Linked DNA regions of Homo sapiens: region 2 is linked to region 1. Evidence: read pairs that join two places in POLR2A ChIA-PET (ENCODE). Cell type or tissue: OCI-LY7. All regions are shown on one strand. Region 1 has its middle 220 kb from the start of SP3. Region 2 overlaps SP3 (Sp3 transcription factor).

Region 1 (2,500 bases):
GATTGCAGTCATGTGTCACCACGCCTGGCTAATTGTTGCATTTTTTGTAGAGACGGGGTTTCACCATGTTGGCCAGGTTGGTCTCAAACTCCTGGCCTCAAGTGATCTGTCCACCTTGGCTTTCCAAAATGTTGGGATTACAGGTGTGAGCCACCGGGCCTGGCCCACTCTAGTTTTATCATCCAAGCTAACACAGGACTCTAGTGGCCCATCACTAACCTTGACAATCTTGATAGCTTACCTAATTGAAACTGTAACTTACACAGATTTGAGAAAAGTTATGTTTATATTTTATACCTTACCAAGAAGCAGTATTTTTGTTTGTTTGTTTGGTTTATCAGTAGTGTGCATTTAGGTAAGGGGCCACCAAAGCATCGAAAGTTTGGCCAATCAGAAGATTCTAATAGTGAGAACTCATATTTGAAGGAGTTAAGGTAGAAGTTGCATCTGATAAGTCTCAGAACAGGGCTTTGCCACCTTTGAGAGTTTTGATAGGTTATCGTTATGTCATTTTTTAAAATTATCTAACTTTTAACAATTTCACTCACCCCTACCCATCTACCGCCCGCACCAACACAAGAAGACATTTATGAATTACACATAGGTTCAAAGAATTTGGAGCTGGAAAGGATTTTAGGGATAATTCCATCAAAGCCACTTGTATTAGTCAGCTCAGGCTGCCAGAAAAAAAAAATCATGGACCTGGTGGCTTACACAGCAGAACACAGCGTAGAGGCTGAAAGTCAGATCAGGATGCCAACACGGTTGGGTTCTGGTGAGGGCCCTCTCTCTAGCTTGTGGGTGGTGGCCTTCTTGCCTGTTTTGGAAGTGACTATATTAACGGGGTTCCCACTGACCAAACCATACCCTCTGCACTGTCTTCTTGTTTCCTGTCAGACAGAAGTGGTGTGTGTTCATGTGTGTGCACACGCATGCGTTGTGAGTATGTGTGAGAGAGAGACAGAGATGAAAAGAATCCCTGAGTGAGAGATGTTTAATTATTTTAAGAAGATTTGTACATTGTTTTCCCATTGCTTGTTTTTATTTTTTTAAATAATTTTTAGTGCTTTGAATGGCTGTGTCATTTTTGTTGTTGTGTCATCACATGGCAGAGAGAGAGAGAGAGAGACAGAGAGAAAGAGAACTCTCTGGTGTCTCTTTTTATAAAGGCACTAATCCCATCATGAAAGCTTCACCCTCATATCTTCATCTAAACCTAATTATCTCTCAAAGGCCCTGTCTCCCAAACCACCACATGGGGGGCGGTGAGGACTTCCACATACGCATTTTAGGGGGGATGCAGTTCAGCCTACAGTACCACTCATGAAGACTTTCTTTATGTTAACATGAAATAAATGTATCTATTTTAGAGAATTCCATTACACTTCTGGAGCTGGTTATAGATCTGACAGAATATCAAAAATATGCCATACTTTTGTTCCTTGCTTTGAAGCCTTATTGTGAGTTGGAACTGCTGGATTTGATAGAAGATTCTTGGAAATTAAGCCAAAATAGAGGCAGAAAATGAAGATGCAGTGAAAATCTTGGAGGTGAGGATGAAGGGCTCTTATAGCTATGTTGCAGAGAGAAGGGAGGAGACGGTGCTCCAAAGGGGGCACTGCCTTCCTGAGGCAGTGAGTAGAGGGACGGAGGCAGATGTCAGGTGGGAGTAACCCGAGGGTGGGTAAAGAGGAGGCGCTGTCAGTGGAATTGCCCAAGAATATAACCATCCTCAGAAGTCCCATCTTGCAGGGTGAACATCTGGGCATGAGCCTCCTGGCTCAATCTCACGCAGTTTTCTTCCACTTCATGTGAACAGCGGTGCTGCTCAGTGTGGGTATGCCCAGCCGATGCGGCAGCCTCCTGACCATCATTTGGAAATTGCCCGTAACCTAGAGTGACTTCTCAGTGGCTTCTGTCTCTTCATTAGAAGGATACTCAAATTATTGAATACTGGGAATGACACCCATAGAGGCAACATGAGCCCAGTGTTGGTGATTATGGAAGTTACCAAACTTGGACATTTGACCCACTGCTTACCCTTTCATAAGCAAATTAGACAGAGCCAGGATTTACAGGGAGCATGTTCTCAGATATATGATTTAGGATTCAAATTTCTTGTTTTTGCTTGGGGATAATTTGATATCTTCAGTCTACATTCATATAGAAATATGTATTAAGCAAGCTTTGAGTGTTCCAGCAGAGGATACTTTTAAATACAGTATCTAGTTCTCTTGGCGTATTTAAATATGATTTATTCAACAAAGGTTAAGTTTGCACACAGCCTTTTGGTCTCATCTCTATGAACAGCAAGGTGGACTTTCTTTGAGTGGACACCAGACAATGGCAACCATCCATTTTCTGGCAAGGAAAAGAGCTAGTAGGTATTTTCATTTTTTCAGTTCAACTGTGAGAACACTGACCTGCAGAAGCCCCAAAGGCAGGGTATAGATTCTTCAGCCTGGTGTGTTTCCATTGTTTCTTGGGTTTTTGCTTTGTT
Region 2 (2,500 bases), 210 kb before region 1:
ACTAATTCATTGGGTAGGGTAATTCTATTTGAAGTCTGAGTTCTTTTAGTGCTCTTTGAAGATTTTAAGAAACTTGAATATTTGCCTAAGTTCTTAATTTGTTTCCACCTCAGCTTCACACCTGTTCTTGTTTCCAGTTATACTCCTTCCTTTCCTATTTCTGGCTTTCGTAAAGGCATTCGTGGGAACTAAGTTAATAATCATTTCCAAATGCTATGCAATAGGTGGTGTGAATTTTTTCTTTTTCCGTTTCCACCGGTATATTTGTATGTAGAGAGACTTAGAGTGCCTTAGTTACAACTTTTTACTGTACTAATGCCAACATTCATGTTAGATGGTGTTTTGTTTGTTTTTTGAGAAAGGCTCGCTTTGTCTCCCAGGCTGGAATGGAGGTGTGTGATTACAACTCACTGCAGCCTCAACCACTGGGGCTCAGTTGATCCTCCCACCTCAGCCTCCCTAGTAGCTGAGACTACAGGCACGTGCCACCACGCCTGGCTAATTTTTGTATTTTTTGTAGAGATGGGGCTTCGCCATGTTGCCTAGGCTGGTCTTGAACTCCTAGACTCAAAGGATCCACCTGCCTAGGTTTTGTTTGTTAATTGTCCGGTAAGAAAGGTACTGAGAGAAACACTGGTGGATTTTTAATTTGGTTTGTAAACTTACGTAGACATAGGTTATGTAGAGGATTATCTTGCTTCTAAACCAAATACTAGTTCTCGTCTTGGTTGCCTGTTTTAATTTTTTTTATTTTTATTTTTATTTTTTTGAGACTGAGTCTCGCCCTGTCACTCAGGCTGGAGTGCGGTGGCGGAATCTCGGCTCACTGCAATCTCCGCCTTCCAGGCCCAAGCCATTCTTCCGCCTCAGCCCCCAGAGTAGCTGGGACTACAGCCCCAGAGTCCCAGAGTAGCTGGGACTACAGATGTACACCATGCCCGGCTAATTTTTGTCTTTTTAGTAGAGGCGGGGTTTCATCATGTTGGTCAGACGGGTCTCAAACTCCTGACCTCAAGTGATCTGCCCGCCTCAGCCTCCCACAGTGCTAGGATTACAGGCGTGAGCCACCGGCCCTGTCACGGTTGTACGTTTTTAAATCTCCTTTTATTCTTTTGTTTCTGTAGTGTTTCCAGTAGTCTAACATCAAACATTTTTCAAACTTTTTTTTTTTTTTGGTCTCAGATGATTTTCTAATTTATTCCTCTCCCATTTGGTATTTAGTGTACTTTATCTCTTTTAGTGGTATATTGCTGATGAAATTTCTTTTACAAAGAAATTTGATTGTGCTTTGCAAGGCTTTGTAGTTTTGAAATATTTGGAGCTGATTCATTGTGGAATTGTGGAAATAAATAGGCTTAAAATTGGTTTAGACTTTTTCATAGAAGGCTCTTAATACCTCAAAATTTGTTTTGATCCATTCTGTCATTGTGTTTGCAATGATTTTAAAGTAAAATAACTTTTCATTCAGTAAATATATATTGATCTTACTGAGTGCCAGGAATTGTGCTAGGCTAATTTTAATGGATGTTTTTCAAATCTATTCTCATAATCTTAGCACTCACAATGATCTTGGGATTGCACAGTGCTCAATAGTTTATAAAATTTAATATTTTTCTTCTGATTCTTATGCCCCTGCAAGGTAATGTTTTTCCGGTTGTTGACATGAGAAAATTGAGTTGCTGTAACTCACACAATTCCACAGTGTAGCCAGAACTAGAACTCAGTTCTGAGCTTTTTTTTTTTTCTTGTGTAATATATTGTCGAGTGTAGTTTTGGCATAAATCATCTAGTAGTTTTCTGATTCAATGTGTTTTTTCCATTCCATTTAGAAAATAGGGTATTCAGCAAATTTTTTTAAAACTGCAAATTTATTAAATTAAAAAAGTTCCTTTTCTTGCTTGATTCTTTTCCTTAAATTACCTGTTGCTTTTTTTTTTTTTCCCCCATCGTTGTGCTTCACAGGTATTTTAATAATGCTTTTCATTTCAGGCTTATTCAGAAAAGTTCGGAATACATCACTTTGCTCTAGGTTTAGAGATTTTCCTTCAATTAATGGCCTGAATTGCTGAGAAAAATGGCACTACAGTTTATTTTTATCTAGCTTCTGGAGAGGGGATGACTTGGGCAATATTTACTCAGATTTGTCATTTGCGTTAGCTGTATTTATTTTCAAGGAATTTCTTGACTAGAAAGCTGTTCAGTGATGGTTGAATATCTGCCTTTATTACTATTTTGTAAAAAAAAAAAAAAAACACTTTAGGTGCTGTAAATTTGACTTTGTTTTTTTTAAAGAAAGGAAAAGGGACAAAATGCCAGTATCATAAAATTAATTTGTGTCTGAGTTACTATATTCTTTGATAAAAGTTCAATACCTGTAAATTTTATGCTGGTCAGAAAAAATTTCAGTGGATCCTCCAGGTGAGCAATAACCTTAAGAAGATAAAGGTTAGATTTTAGACACACTTTAGTGTAGATTTTAGTATATAGATTTAAATATTTG

The links. ChIA-PET counts read pairs that join two places held together with the same protein. Peaks named below come from ENCODE experiments on the same cell type or tissue, not always from the same donor. Only the 100,000 strongest peaks of a DNase experiment are listed, where the experiment ranks them.
Region 2: POLR2A ChIA-PET joins it to region 1 with 24 read pairs; 6 of 35 experiments call an interaction of 5 or more read pairs at or near these places.

The regions. Positions count from the first base shown.
Region 1 is chr2:173,743,446-173,745,945 of GRCh38, reverse strand. No RefSeq gene overlaps it. Among named protein-coding and RNA genes, the nearest start is that of SP3, 220 kb to the left of the region's middle. In OCI-LY7, no CTCF peak of the experiment used is centred here; no DNase peak of the experiment used is centred here.
Region 2 is chr2:173,958,023-173,960,522 of GRCh38, reverse strand. All of the region lies in intron 3 of SP3 (Sp3 transcription factor), which reads left to right. Among named protein-coding and RNA genes, the nearest start is that of SP3, 6.1 kb to the left of the region's middle. In OCI-LY7, no CTCF peak of the experiment used is centred here; no DNase peak of the experiment used is centred here; H3K4me3 peaks cover 1,794 bases; H3K27ac peaks cover 640 bases.